2 separate regions of the Homo sapiens genome follow, and region 2 is linked to region 1. A link is a loop called in an ENCODE intact Hi-C map of the cell type or tissue named here. Cell type or tissue: psoas muscle. All regions are shown on one strand.

Region 1 (8,000 bases):
GCAGTTACCTTCATACATTTGTCTTTTAAGGTGTCACTTTATGTTCAGTGTTTAGGAGGCCCAGTAGTTAATATAATTAAAGATAAGGGTGGTAAGTGTCTTAATAGGCGGTACAGGAAAGTCAGCTTTGTGAGAGAGATGTCTGTCAGAAGGACATGACCAGCCAGATATTTATAAGGGGGGAAAAGTATGAGCAGTGGTTATCTTAGAGGGGTACAATTACTTGTGATTTTTAAATTCTTATCTTTAAATTGTATTTTCTGTTTTCCCTCTAGCAATGAGCATAGCACTTGTTCAATATTTCTTTCTTTAAAAATAAGTGAAGACCTTTTTTAAAATTTACAGAAGCATCACATACTCATTATAGGAAGAACGATGCTAAGATGTAGGAAAGTAGCTGAGTGTGGTGACTCATGCCTGTAATTCCAGCACTTTGGGAGGCCAAGGCGGGAAGATCGTTTGAGGCTAGAAGGTTGAAGCTGCAGTGAGCCATGATTGTACCACTATACTCCAGCCTGGCAACAGAGAGAGACCCTGTCTCAGAAAAATAGTACAGCCTAGTGAGGATCCAACCACCCCTTTCCCATAGACACACACACACACACACACACACACACACACATGCACACGGAGAGAGAGAGAAGCTGGGTTGGTTTTTAAATTGTTTTTTTTTTTCATCATGTCACATGCCACCTGGGTTTTTTTTTTCTTTGCTGTAATACATTATTGCTATCACTTTAGGCCTTGTATACATTTACCTTATCCTTGTTCATCACTGCATAATATTCCATAGTGTGGATACACTATTGCCCCTTCTATGGGGCAGTCAGGTTATTTCTAGTTTTTGCCGCTGTAAATGCTGCTACACAAACATACATACTCATCTAACCTTGTGTGGGTGCTTTTTTTTTTCTTGAAGAGCCAACAGAAAATGTGTTTTAAGTGTTTTAATTGCTATTTTCAAACTCTGTTCCCAAAAGACTATGACAATTTACAGCTCTTAATTTTTGAAGTGCAATAAAGTGTTCTCTGAGGGCATTGAACTAACTAAGAACCCTTTTCTGGCTCTGCTATATGAAGCTGGGCAAACTTTTTGTGAAATGTAGAATTTCTGTTTAGAATAATGTACTCACATGTGATCACGGCGGGGGGGGGATTCGAAAGTCTGCCAATGCCTTTCAAACCCAGTGGTTTTATGGTTATGTCTTCATTTTGTTATGGTTATATCTTCAGGAGTTGTATCCATTTCTTTCTTTGGATTAGTTTTCAGAGTAATCCAGAAACCTGGGACGGCTATGCATCTCTGAAGAAGACAAAGACCTGTGGTCTTATTTGTTCCTTATACTTCTGAGCCTAGAGCCAGGATCAGGGTTGTAAAGGGCCAGGACCAGAAGGGCCTAGGACGTATTTCTCAGAGATTTCCAGGGTTTTGCTCCAGATGAAAAATTCCCCTTGCATTTAGTTAACTAGAACGTGAGACAAAAGCCACACCTTGGTCAAGCTGAGGTGAGCACTTGGAAAGAGCCGTGGTGATACTGACGTTTGCACTGATCACCCACCTGTCCACTCTGTTCCCAGGTGTGCCGGCATGTGAAGAATGGGGACATTCTGCTACTGAACCGACAGCCCACACTGCACAGACCCTCCATCCAGGCCCACCGTGCCCGCATCCTGCCTGAAGAGAAAGTGCTGCGGCTCCACTATGCCAACTGCAAGGCCTATAATGCCGACTTTGATGGAGACGAGATGAATGCCCATTTCCCCCAGAGTGAGCTGGGCCGGGCCGAGGCCTACGTCCTGGCCTGCACTGATCAGCAGTACCTTGTTCCCAAGGTAGGTCTGGCCTTGAGGCTGTTCCGTGGTCATCGTCAGCATGACTTAGCACTTTTAAGTTGGGCCCTGCCAGCCCCTGGGGTCATTGGGCAGCTCCAGGACAGGGGCGCCTGGAATGGAGGGTCCTGGTTTCTCCCAGGTGGGGCTTTTAGCCCATCTAGTGGCTTAGAGGCTGGGAAATGTTTCTGTTTTGCTGCGTTGTAAAATGTAAATCAGGACAGAAATTGTGATAGCCATCCCAGAAAGCCAACCTTAATAACTGTGTGATAGGTCTTGTGTTCAGCACTTAAATTTGGATTCTGCAACTTAGTAGCCCCCGGCTAGCATTAGCATCCCAACACTGTAATGGTTCTCATGGTCCACTGATGACTTTGATCCTTTGTTCTGACAAACATGAGTTTTAAGAAGCAGCCTAACCCCAAGGGCCCAGAAGAGATCCCGCAGCAGCCCGTGAAGGCATCTTCTGTCCCCTTTGAATCCTTTCCTTCTTTCTCCAAGTTCACTCCTCAAGGGCAACCCCTTGTGGTCACAGCTGTCCAGAGGGACACGAGGGAAGGATAGAACTTCCTCCCCCGTCTCCTTAGCAGCTGACTCTTGGCCAGGAGTGGCAGGGGCCTGAGTTAGCATGTGCTCATGGGAGGGACAGAGCGGGGAAAGAGGCAGGCTGCAGGAAAGAAGACAGAGTGTGTTCCAGTGCCTCCTTCACCCTCACCACCCACCCAAAGGTCTGAGTCCTCCTAAATTATAAGCCATTTGCGCCACAATGATTCATAGTTATACATCATTCATTTGGATTGTGGTGGAGTATGAAGAATAATCGTAACGTCAAACCAAGGCTCCCATTTCCCAAGTACTTTTTCAGTGCCATACACTGTGCAGAGAGCACTTTAGAGGCTCCTCATTTCACCCTCCCCACAGTCCTTGGAGGTAGGTGCTATTCATGTCCACATTTTACACTTGAAGGATTCGTGTAACTTGTCCAAGGACACTCAGCTGAGAAGCAGCAGGAAGGACAAGGAGTTCCTGGATCTTCCTAGGGTTTGTGCTACCACAGAGATGGAGACCTCTGTGCACAGGGAGTGCCAGGGGCTGCTCAGAGATGCCTAGTGTCAATCAGCATCCTCTGCTCCTTGGAGCTTCTCTATTCCCATCAGCCGTCTGCCACGAAGGAATCAGGCAGGTGGCCAGGAGCCCGGCATCCCGGACCCTTTTCCCACCAGATGCACCACTGTGGCTTCACAAGGGTCCCGGTTGTTTGAGTTGGCCTTTCCCTTCTCTGCCCACCTTTGTTGGCTGTGGATTAGCAAAGGGACTAAATGTAGGAAGAAGTGGTGAAGGGCCTACCCAGATTACTTGGAAATTAAAAAAAATACATTTGCTAATTTGAAAAGTGGCTTTTTATGTTTTCATTTAAATAATAATGTGGCTCTGTGGTGGTGGCAGTAAAAGCTGCCATTTATTAAGTGGGTCACAGGCCTTAGGCACTGCTGTAAGCAGTTTGCAGACATTCCCTTCCTTATGAGGTTGGTGTGATTTTCAGACAAGGAAACACCAAGTGAGTAATATGTCAGCCAGCAATGAGGCCAAGACTTGAACCCAGCAGCTTTGGACGACACCCGCCCCCCCCCCCCGCCCATGTGCTTGGCTGTGCGTGTTCTTAGCCCCACTCGACAGCCAAGGCTGGGACTAAGGGAAGGCAGGTGACAGGAAGTGGCTGCCAGAACTGTGTGGGTCTCTGACTCTATAGCAGCCGAGTCATATTTCACCAGAGGGGACACTACCGGGGAGCAGCAGATGGTTTTTTGCTGGCAGAGTGACCTGAGGCATTAGCTATGTGGGGAGTTGAGGTGCTCTGAAGTCCTCAGACCAGTGACCTTGAATGTGCTGTGCTTGATTTTGATTGAATACGGTGCAAAGCCATAGGAGACTTCATGCTTACATTGTGTCCTGCAGTGGGCTGACATATAAATCCAAGTGGACCTCATCACATGCTAATATGCCTATGAGTTTTAGGTTGGGCGTACACTTAAGGGAGGCAGGAGAACACAGGTAAATAAACTTAATGTCAATAAATTAATTTATTGAAAAAAGCTTATGGGAGATGGCTTGAAGATTCACTGTACTTTCATTCACTTTCTTTTGTCGGAGGTAAAGAGCTTTTGATTCTTGATAAATTTTATTTAGTCCTTGGTGTAAATGCCAAGAAGTGGAATCCTTATATTTGCTAATGGTTATAAAAATGCAACATGTCTTTATTGGCAGAGTCCTAAAAGGACAAGAGCTGATTTGGTTAAACTAGGAAAACCAGTATTTTGAGGTAATTTTTCTTAGCATATCTTTATTTCCCTTAGTTTCCATATTTCTTTATTTATAATTCAATTTCTTCTCTATTACCAGGTTATCTTCCTTAAGTAACCATAATACTGAATTAAAGTACATTTTGTCGTTGGTTTTATGTACTTAGTAGAGTTTTGTGGCGTCTTTTTACTTAAAATAGGAGTTGAATGGAACTCATTTCTTTTCCATGAAAACAGTTAAACTTTTCATTTATGTGTTACTTTTTGGACTAATTTTTTTTCCTTCTGTTTATTTATTGAGGGCCCATACTTTGTGGAAAGTTTTTAAGCAAGGCTTCAGATATGTTTCCTGACTTCTACTTAGTCAGCTAGAAAATTCAAGTTACAGGGATACCCTATTCACAAAGCATCCTAACCAGAGACATTAATTGTAATGTCATTTTGCTATTAAGGAGAATAGTAAAGCTGACAATTGTCTGGGGTTTTGATTCAGAGGTGTTCTTTCTGATCCTAAGCAGGAGTTAGGAAATTTAGAATTATAAGTAGACCTTTAGTAATTGCTTTAATCAGCATTCTGCCATAGAATTTGTGATGATTGCATTGAAAATGATTTAGCCATCAAAGTAATTGTCTAGTCATGGAAAAATCTGGACAGAGAGAGGAAAAGGCACTGAATAGATCACAGAACCTGTAATTATGTTCTTTAAGGAAAAAAACAAAAGGAAAAATCAGTATCTGCCCCCCAAAGACTGTGAGATGAGTCAAATGCATAATACTGGTTTGGGTTTTTCCCCCAAGCAAAATAAGACCATCTAGGCAACAAGAGGTAGAGTATAATTTTTTTATGTACATTATTAAGTGAAAGCCTTCATAAGAGGGGCTGTGTGCTCCATCTGATCTTGCCTTAGGTCTGTGCCACCTTTCCAGCCCATCTGTAATCGTTATCTTTGAGTTTACATAGAGCCCATCACTGTAGTGTTTAGACCATTTGACAAGGATCCTTTTTTAGCCTTTGAGTTAGTACATATGGTTAAATTTCTGGTGCTTCTCCCAGACTGCATTTGTGAGTTCCCTTAGCCTTAGTTATAAAACATGACCATACTGTTGGCTAGTATTTAACAAATAATCAAATGATTAATAATCTTTATATCCAAGGCACAGGTTTTTCTCAAATTCCTATAAACATTGAAAAGTTTACAAAATCTACATCTTAAAGAACGTCAGTGAGCATAGCTATTTTTACTTCAGCGTGCGTTATGTTGCCGTGAACACAGACCCGACAGATAAGGTTCAGGAGACTGGGGATCAGAATGGCTGTGAAAGTGTCAAATGAAATTAATGCACTCACCAAATCTCAGGCTTTTCATAAAAGCCTTTCTTTTTGGCATCTGGTAGATAACAGCCTTTATTAAGGGCCCACCATGAACCCTGTGCTGTGTTGTGAAGAGATAACTAATAATGGCTATTCTCCCTTCTGCAGTCATGCACATCAGGCCCACTCACAGCTCTCTTGAGGAACCTGTGCCGGAACCCCTTCCTCCCAACACTGGCCAGCTCACCCCTCAGGCCTCAACTGTGAAACTGCCCTTCGGAGAGGCTATTTCTGACCATCCCCCTCACCTCAAGTCTATATTATGACCCACCCTGTTATTTTCCTCTTTGGCATTTAAAACACTTTGTGATATTGTATTTATCCAATCATTTGTTTACTGTCTAGTTCTTCTTCATCATAAAGGACCATGTCTGTTTGGTCCCCTGGAGTAGGGAAAAGCCTACCCAGTGCCTAGGCATTCAGGAGGCTCCTGATAAATATTTGTTGAGTGCATGACTGATTTACAGAAGAGCCAGGCCAGAAACGTGTGAAAAATACTAAAGCATAAAACCAAAGTATAAAAACAAGAACACAGCTGACAGCAGCCAGACCAAATTTAGGCATAAATGCCAAAAATATGCTGGAGTAACTAGAACCAGATGGGATTAAACAGAGAAGGCCGGGGGAACGGGATGAGTTTGAAGCAGTCTTGATATAGGATAGTGGGCAAATGGCAAACGTAGAAGCCAGTGCTAAACCCTGGTCATGTGCTTTGGGAAGCAGTTGGCTCCCAAGCAAGAACATAGTGAGGATGTGGGCAAGACAAGACAGGGATATAAGAAGGGCTCTTGATAGAAAGTGGCTTCCAGGCAGGCGATTAGGGATTAGAGTTTGACTTAAGATTTATTTTCATTCTTCTTGTGTTGTCTGTTTTGGCTTATAGGATGGCCAACCATTGGCGGGACTGATCCAGGATCACATGGTTTCAGGGGCAAGCATGACTACTCGGGGTTGCTTTTTCACCCGGGAGCACTATATGGAGCTGGTGTACCGAGGACTCACGGACAAAGTGGGGCGCGTGAAGCTCCTTTCTCCTTCCATCCTGAAGCCCTTTCCGCTGTGGACAGGAAAACAGGTAATTGGGAGAGAACAGCCAGTGTATGTAACAAAAGGAAATAGGCCACTCATGTAAAAGGTTTTATTCTCAGAAGAGTCCAGACCAGAGACAGAGAAATGGCTAAGCCAGCAATAGTCTGACTTTCTTTCCCCTTTGTTTGGGGTTCCTGAGTCTGGGTGGCTTCAAGGGAGTGTCTAGCAAGAGTAGACTGCATAGTAGCCTGGTGCAGTGGCTCACACCTGTAATCCCAACACTTTAGGAGACTGAGGCGGGCAGATCACCTGAGGTCTGGAGTTTGAGACCAGCCTGGCTAACATGGTGAAACCCTATCTCTACTAAAAGTACAAAATTAGCTGGGCGTGGGATTAGTGCCTGTAATCTCAGCTACCGGGAGGCTGAGGCAAGAGAATCGCCTCAGCCTGAGGCAAGAGAATCGCTTGAACCCAGGAGGTGGAGGTTGTAGTGAGTCAGGATCAGCCACTGCACTCCTGCCTGGGCAACAGAGTGAGACTCCGTCTCCACAAAAAAAAAAAAAGTAGACTGCATAGTTTCTGTCCTTTGCTTCTAACTTAAATTTGGTGTCCTCATAATACAAATATGGTGGTAATAGGCAGTGGTGCTGGTGGAGTAATAGTAATATTTGTTGGGAAGTTCCATATGTTTGCTGAGTGCTTTAGACACATTATCTGATTTAATACTCACGACTAATCTGCAATGCAGACACCATTATTATCTCCATTTAGGAGATGATAAATTACATGCCCAAGACTACAGGAGACAGATCAAACCCAGGACTTTTCAACCCCAGAAGCATCATACCATACTTCCTCTCAAAGTAACCAAATTACATGATATGTGGCGACCAAATAATGAAAAACAGTAAAATATGTTCTTCTGCTGTTGCCTGAGTATCCAAGTTCAGCCTTAAGGATCAACTTCTAATTGGCTATGTGATCTTAGCCCTGTGTGTCTCAGTTCCTCATCATTTCCTGGGACAGTAGAAATTAACTTGCTAAGCTAAGTTCTGATTCTAAACATGGTTTTTCTCTTTGAAACCAGACTAACCCACAAACAAATTCTTGCATAGTGTAGTCACTCTTGCCCTTTTCACCTGTTGGCAAAAAAAAAGCCCGTACCAACCTTTAGAGACACACTAAAAAATCTCACCCGTGACAGAAGCAAAACCTGGACCTATTTCCTAATTTTATTTGGTACAGAGGATTTTAAAAGGATTCAAGATGTGGCCTCTGGGCATAATGGAATTTGGAAATCAGCAACCAAGATATTTGGAAAAGCCCTCAATATTTGTACTTCTAAATAACGTACTTCTTAAATAGCTCATGGGTCAAAAGAATCTAAAGGGAAATTAGAAAGCATTCTGAAGTAGATGAAATGAAAACACAACAAAATTTGTGGGATGCCACTGAAGCAGAACTTAAGG
Region 2 (8,000 bases), 52 kb after region 1:
TTTGTTTTGTTTTGTTTTGTTTTTTGAGATGGAATCTCTCTCTGTCGCCTAGGCTGGAGTGCAGTGACACAATCTCGGCTCACTGCAACCTTTTCTAAGGTACATAGATTGATTGAAAAAGCACAGCTGGGCATGGTGGCTCATGCCTATAATCTCAGCACTTTGGGAGGCCGAGGCAGGAGAATCACTTGAGGCCAGGAGTTTGAGACCAGCCTGGCCAATATGGCAAAACCCTGTCTCTACTAAAAATACAAAAAATTAGCCAGGCATGGTGGCACACGCCTGTGGTCCCAGCTACTTGGGAAGCTGAGGCACGAGAATCACTTGAACCTGGGAGGTGGAGGTTGCAGTGAGCCAAAATTGTGCCATTGCACTCCAGCCCGGGTGACAGAGCCAGACTCTGTCTCAAAAATAAAATTTTTTAAAAAGGCAAATTACCTATTGTGATGGATAAGAAGACTACACTTACAGCAGCATGTCCAGTTGTGCTGGAGGGGACTGTGGTAAGAGCAGAAAATTACCAGAAATCAGGAGCAACATGAAGCAGCCCTGCCGTCATTCGTGGCTTCTGCTTGGCTCGCTTACAAATGCAGGGGCTCACTTTGACCTGGAGCTCACCAGGTGCAGGCTGGCCCCAGTCTTTTATACCTGTTCATCCATCCACTCCTCACAACCACCCAGTGAGGGAGTATGGTGACTCTCCTCGTCTTACAGTAACTCACCCAAAGACATAGTCATCAAGTCGTGGAACAGGAATTTGAAGCCAAGCAGGTGTCTCCAGAGTCTGGGTCCTTAATCTCCTCTCTGTGTCCACCCCCTTTGCTTGGACAGACCCTGAGGATTGGACTTTGTTAAAGGCTGCCCTGCATGTGGTATGGCAGGTAGATGTGAGGGCACCAAATGCCTCTCCAGGCCCCAGAACACCTCTTCTAAGGTATGTCTCTAGGAGGTACAGACGAGACTACTAGGGGGTGGGGTCTGCAGTTTATCTAGTTGGGGAGCTGGCAGCTCACAAGAGATGAAATTAGAGCAAATGAATAACAAGCAGTCACCTTAAGGAACTGAGACTCCCAAGTGATGGCCCAAATCAAAGCACAAGTCAATATTGAAGAGTTTGAGGAAATAGTGGTGGGTTAACCCAAAGGGATCTTCCAGCCTTGGGGCTTTCCTGCGGAGAGGACCTGGCTATGGACTGTACCAGTTACAAAGAACCTCTTTGTGATATCATCTCATCAAATCCCCACAGCCCGGCGACACATGTCCTGTTGGCCCCATTTCACAGTTGAAGAAATGGATCTAGTGGTGAAGGGGAGGCCAGGTCTGCTGCCCCTCTTGGAGATGTGCCTTTGCGTGGGGCACCTCTGGCATCGTCCTCGGGTTCTGACTGGTGTAGGGTGACATCTCCTAGGTCGTGCTGATCAAAGTGGCTAGTTCTCTCCTTTGAAAATAGGAGGCCCCTGAGGAATGAAAGCCAGGTCGGTGAGGGAGGGAATGGAAGGCTACAGAAGCCTGGAGGGTGGATCCATGGGAAGGTAGCCTGCGGGGCTCAGCATGGGGGGCAGAGTATTGAAAAGGGGAAATGGAACAACTTGAGCCAAGGCCATTCCACTGCCCATAGGATGTCTGTCCTGCTCACTGTACTTCTCATCCACCTTCCATCGTGGCCTCTGAAGGCCTGGCCTGGGCGGGCACAGCCCTGTCGCAGGTGCTCTTCCACAAACCGGCTCCTCACCCAGCGTCCTGCCGCCTGGGGACCACCCAACCCCAGGGACAGGGCTGCCCGGGCTCTGCCTGGGCTCTCACAGGACCTGGCAAGCTGCCCTGGCCCCTGGCCTGGGACACGGTGTTTCCCTTCCACCTGCAGGCTGACTCATTGGGATTCCTCCGCGTCCGGTCACAGCAGGCTGGGTCCCTGGGCAGCCGGCGACCATCTGGCCAGCCCAGCTCTAGACTCTCTGTTATAGGCCAAGACTCTGTCTTTTTTTTTTCTCTGTAGTCCCAATTTTAATGCTCAATTAAATATTGGACAAAGAAGGAAGGAAAGGGAAAAAAGAGAAGGAGGAGGGAATCCATGTGTCCACGGTCCTCAAAAATGAACATCTTTTTCTCCTTCATTTTCTAGAGCAGTGGTTCTCACAGTGAAGTCCCCAGGTAAGCAGCAACGGCAGCCCCTAAGAATGTGTTAGAATGCAGGCCAGGTGCGGGGGCTCACACCTATAATCCCAGCACTTTGGGAGGCCGAGGCAGGCAGATCACTTGAGGTCAGGAGTTCGAGACCAGAAGGCCAATGTGGTGAAACCCTGTCTCTACTAAAGATACAAAAATTAGCTGGGCGTGGTGGTGGGTGCCTGTAATCCCAGCTACTTGGGAGGCTGAGGCAGGAAAATTGCTTGAACGCAGGAGGCAGAGGTTGCAGTGAGCTGAGATCATGAGATCGTGACACTGCACCCCAGCCTGGGTGACAGAGCGAGAGTCTGTCTCAAAAAAAGAAGAAGAGAAGGAGGAAGAGGAAGAGGAGCCGGAGGAGGAGGAGTTGTTACAATGCAAATTATCAGGCCGCACCCCAGACTCCCGAGTCAGAAACTGCAGGGTGGAGGCTGTTATCTGAGTTTGAACACTATCAGGGGGATTTTCACTCATGCTCCAGTTTGAGAACCTCGGCCCTAGAACTGTCATGAGGAAGCCATCTTACCTCTGGTCTGCCCTCTTTTTAGCTGTTTCAGCCCCAGAACTCTCCTGGGTTTGTGGAAATAGCCCCAGAGGCCCCCAGCCTCTGCAGACAGCAGCTCCTGTCAGCGCCCCAGTTTGACCCGCAAGCGGGCTGGGCGTGGCAGGCCTACAGCAGCAGCAGGTGCAGAATGAGCCTCCAGCTTCTCTCTGCATCCTTTGCAGGCATTAGTTCATTCAAACTTCACAACTGTCTGTGAGGCAGGCGGGCGACACCAGCACCTCTGTTTTATAGATGAAGGAAAGGAAGACTCGGGTGTGTTATCGACTGTTTTCCCGTGAGAACATTCCGACTCCTTGGGGACAAGGTCTGTGCCTGTGAAGCAGTTAAACAACTGGCAGAGAAGTTTTGTGTATCTTGGATGGGATGCGGGGCTCCCACAGATCCTCCTCCCCAGAGCCAGCTGAAGGGAGATGAACTAGGACATCCTAGGGCCTGGCATCCTCCTGCAGTGCTCCTGCGCAGCATTTTCCCAGACCCCAACGAAGCCCACAGGCACCTTTGTCTTGTATGTTTAAAACTCCTGCCAGGCGCGGTGGCTCCCACCTGTAATCCCAGCACTTTGGGAGGCCGAGGAGGGCGGATCACAGGTCAGGAGTTTGAGACCAGGCTGGCCAACATGGTGAAACCCCATCTCTAATAAAAATACAAAAATTAGCTGGACATGGTAACACGCGCCTGTAATCCCAGCTACTTGGGAGGCTGAGGCAGGAGAATCACTTGAACCTGGGAGGTGGAGGTAGCAGTGAGCAGAGATTGTGCCACTGTACTCCAGCCTGGGCAACAGAGTGAGACTTTGTCTAAAAAAACAAAACAAACAGAAAAACTCCTCTAGAACCAGGAATCCCATTTTTGGGTCTATACACAAAAGGACCCAAAGCAGGGACTCAAACAGATATTTGTTCACTCATAGCAGCATTATTGACGATAGCCAAAATGGTAGAAACAACCTAAGTATCCATGGACCGATGCATAAATAAACAAAATACTGTATATACATCCAATGGAACCTTATTCAGCCACAAAAAGGAATGAAATTCTGACACACGCTACAACATGGGTAAACCTTGAGGACATTACTCTAAGATAAAAAGTCAGACACAAAAGGACAAATACTATATGATTTCATGTATATAAGGTACTTAGAACACTCCAATTCTTAAAGACAGAAATTAGAATTGTGGTTGCCAGGAGTTGGGGTGAGGAGGGAATAGGCAACTAATGTTTAATGGAGGCAGTTTCAATTATGAAAGATGAAAAAGTTCTGGAGATGGATGGCGATGATGGTTGCACAATAATGTGAATGTACTGAATGCCACTGAACTTAAAATGATGCCACTTAAAAATGATGAAAATGATAACTTTTACATTGTGTGTATTTTACCACAATAAAAAAATATTGCAACCCCTTAATAATTCCCCATCCACCCCCAAAAAACCCTTTGGGTGTTGGGGCCATTTCCAGAGAAAGAGCATCACACAGATTATTCTGCAAACACTCCACACAGTCACGAGGCTCCATGACTCCACTGTGGCAGGGGAGGGAAGGGCCAGGACACTGGGTTTGATTTCCTGGGCCCCACTTTCTGGCCCTGTGACCTTCAGCAAGTGGCCAGCTGATCTCAGACCCCCAGCCTCCTCTTCTATAAAATGGACTAATAATATCTCAGTGTTCTCATGAAGACCAGTCAGGAAACGATTTGAATGCTTCTGGTACACGACAGGTGCTCAACATTGGTGTTATAGTTATTTATGATGTTCCCTCAGCCTCGAATGTTCTGGCCCCTTCTCTACAGAGTAAGCTCCTATTTATCCTTCAAAGACCCCTCTGCTTAAATCCCATCTCTTCTGTGAAGCTGTCATAGTCTGTAGTATGGTTCACCAGTACCGGCTTCCCCTCCCTGCCAGATGTTGGGCATGGCCATTTGACTTGAATGACTTCTAAGAGTTGCTTAATTCTTTGCCATGAATGACTTCTTTCCCTCTGGCCTGGTCACCAGTGCTGCTCCAGATGGTAGATGCTCTGGCCACCTGGCTCCCAGGCGCAAAGCCCCAGCCAACTCACAGTGCACAGGCTGCATGAGTAAGGAACAAACCTCAGCTATTTAAACCTCTGACATGTGGGGTTGCTTGTGACCCCAGTATAACCCAGTTTAGGGCCACTCCAAGTGTGATCTTCCTACTGCCAGGATCAGCAGCCCTGGGAGCATGTTGGAGATGCACACCTTGGACCCCACCCCAGACCTAATGAACCAGCCTCTCCATTTTCTCATAATTTGGTGCATGCTGAGCATGGCTTCTCTCCCATAAAAGCACTTAGTGGTGGTGGTTCCCCCCAACTCTTCCATGGCCTCTGAAGCAGGCCCTGCTAGTTGCTTCCTCTAGATCTATCCTCTCCTTCTTCCTTACTGAGAATTTGGATTTTATTGGTGGTGTCAGTGTGCTCAGGTTAAAATACTGTTTCCCAGACTCCCTTGCAGCTAGGGATAGTCATGTGACCCATTTCTTTCTCTGGACCAGAGGAAGGCACTGAATGAGACTTCGGGGAAAGCTTGTTCAAAAGGATAGGCCTAGCTAGGTGGCAAGTGCTTCTGGCCTTTGGCTTTGTTTTTCCCTTTCTTCCTGTCTGGAACTTGGATGTGGTGGTGGGGTGTTATGAAATGATCCCAGCGACTTGAGCCTCCTTGTATTCACACCGTCAGGTAGGCCCCACCAGCACTGAATCTGGGCTGGCCTGTGACTAGCTTTGACCAACTGAATGTGGTAGAAATAAGATTCAGGGACTTCTGTTCTGTTTGGAACCTGGGACCTGCCCAGGCTTGGGAGTCAATCACGTCTCTGTCAAGGGGAGAACTATTTGTGCAACTCATCATCATCCAGGCCAGAAACTGCCTCTTCATCTGCAGCTAATTGGTGACCAGGCCCATCCCTTCCCATGGCCCACATCTACCCTATGGTTGATCCATGGAACAGCTGCCTCTTGATCTCTTGCCCCTTCATCCCCACCCTTTCCACTGCTCCTCCCCACTTCTACTGATCAAGCCTGCACAGAGCAGTCAGATAGCTCTTTCTAAATGCAAATGTGAAGATCATTCCTCAGTGCTCTTAGGGTAAGTCCCAAGGCCCTGGCATGGCCTGCATTGCCATAGATGATATAGAGGCTCTAGCTCTCTGATTCCATCTCTAGTTACACCCCTCTCTAAATGCCATGGCCTCTGGACACACCATGCTACTCCCCGTTTCTGATACAAGCTATGCCTGTTAATACTCCCATGCCTTTGCCCCGTGGCTTCATGATGATTCGATGTCTCAGCCAGTTTGGGTTGCTGTAACAAAATACCACAGACTGGGTGGCTTAAACAACAGAAATTTATTTCTCACAGTCTGCAGCCAGAAGTCCGAGATCAAAATGCCCGCAAGGTAGGTTTTATTCTGAGGTCTCTTTCTTTGGCTTATAGGAAGCTGCCATCTTGCTGTGTGTTCACATGGCCCTTCCTCATTCCTCCACAAGGAGACAGAGAGAGACAGACAGAGGCAGAGAGAGAAGAGAGGAGAGAGAGCACGAGCACATGCTGGCACACTCTGATGTTTCTTCTTAGAAGGACATTAATCCTATTGGATCAAGACCCCACCCTAGGACTTCATTTAACCTTAATTACTTCCTTAGAGGCCCCATCTCCAAATACATCCACACTGAGGGTTAGGGCTTCAACATATGAATTTGAGGGGGGACACAGACATTCAGTCCATTATACTCAATTAGGGATGGCTGCCTAGAGAACTCTAAGCATCACAGCAGGCTGTGAGGTAGGGATGAGCCATCAGAGACAATTGAAAGTCTCTCGTGAAGGGTTCACCCTTCTCTTTCCTCCTCCTGTGTGGGATATGCTGCATCTGTCTTAGAGATGCTGCGCAGATGCCTATACTGGGGTCTGTCTGGATCACAGGCGGCTCTTCCTGCCACTGTCCCCTAGAACAGCTGAGGCTTTTGTCCTTCCTGCCATCTCCACTGCCTGCACCCCACCCATCCCAGCACTGCCACACCACCCTCTGGCTGCCATCACTTTGAATGAGAAGCAAATAGGTTCAGTGACTTCCAATCCTGCTAGAGCAGGGAAGGGATTGATTTGCCTTCTGACTGGAGGCAAGGGGGCCCATGTTAACCACTGCAATGTCACAGGCAAATCAAGAGCAGGCAAGGGTGTCTGCGACTGGGGAGCGGGGTGCTGTGGGGAATGGAGAAAAGTATTCAAGACTGAAGTACTTAGCATCGTTAAAACCATAAAGATGGAAAGCAGAATGCTGGTTGCCAGGGCCTGGGAGAAGGGGAAATGGGGAGTTAGTGTTTCATGGGTATAGAATTTCAGTTTTACAAGAGGAAAAGGGTTATGGAGATGGATGGTGGTGAGAGTTGCACAGCAATGTGAATGTACTTAATGCTACTGAACTGTACAGCTAAAAATAGTTAAGATGGTCATTTTTATATTATGTGTATTTCACTACAGTAAAAAAATTTTTTTGAGAATAAAAAGGACATACACTAGCTGTTAGAATGCAGCTCATGTGATTGTAAACGTGCATCTGAGTGTGTGTGGGGGCCTGTTCCCCTGCCCCCATGCTCAGCCAAGCTTCCTCCACCAGCAGCGCATGCCACATGGCCAAGCCCCCTGGGGACGGCTGCAGGTGGGCATCCTGCCCTGGCCATGCTCCTGCTCTGGTCCTGCTGCAGCCTCTCCCCATTGGGTGCTAATTTTCTGCCAGTGCCCCCTACCTAGCCCTGTGAGATGTGCTCATCGAGGCCATTGTGGGCTGCAGGACCATCCTGGGTCAGCTGCATGTTGGGAGGGCCAGAGGGGGGCAACTCTGTCTAGGTGGAAGATCAAAGACAGGCCTTCCAGGTGAGGGGCCAGGTAATAGGCACAGGAATGTGTGAGCATGTACAGGACAGCACACTCTCCCTTTCGCCTGAAGTGGATGGTGGGAGCACAGGGCAGAGGGTAGGGGGCGGGGAGACCCAAGCAGGAGTAGGTTGTTAGGGCTGGACTGGATAGTGAAGAGACAGCCCCAGGAGCCTGCTCTCTTTGGCTCGCAGCCTTGAGAAAGGAGCAAGGGCTTCCTGCAGCCGGTTCACACAGGGGTCCCTCTCCTCACTTGGGGGCAGTGTCTTACGGTCACTGCTGGGAGAGAAAGGAGTGGGGCCCAGCTCTGCTCAGGACCCAAGAGGGCCTAGAGCCCCACACTCAACAGGGGACTGGCCTTCAGCGAATTTCCC

Evidence for each region. Hi-C counts contacts between places; a loop is a spot of excess contacts. Peaks named below come from ENCODE experiments on the same cell type or tissue, not always from the same donor. Only the 100,000 strongest peaks of a DNase experiment are listed, where the experiment ranks them.
Region 2: a loop joins it to region 1, with 5 times the contacts of the local background. A loop is called at or near these places in 9 of 110 quality-filtered maps.

What each region holds. Positions count from the first base shown.
Region 1 is chr2:86,063,851-86,071,850 of GRCh38, reverse strand. POLR1A (RNA polymerase I subunit A) reads left to right here. Exons shown (of 34, transcript NM_015425.6): 13 at 1,579-1,833; 14 at 6,386-6,577. Among named protein-coding and RNA genes, the nearest start is that of POLR1A, 38 kb to the left of the region's middle. RefSeq lists an enhancer at 1,180-2,379 and a silencer at 5,298-5,498. In psoas muscle, no CTCF peak of the experiment used is centred here; a DNase peak (open chromatin) is centred at 3,540; H3K27ac peaks cover 7,432 bases.
Region 2 is chr2:86,011,915-86,019,914 of GRCh38, reverse strand. No RefSeq gene overlaps it. Among named protein-coding and RNA genes, the nearest start is that of POLR1A, 90 kb to the left of the region's middle. RefSeq lists an enhancer at 7,295-7,795. In psoas muscle, no CTCF peak of the experiment used is centred here; a DNase peak (open chromatin) is centred at 1,844; H3K27ac peaks cover 1,251 bases.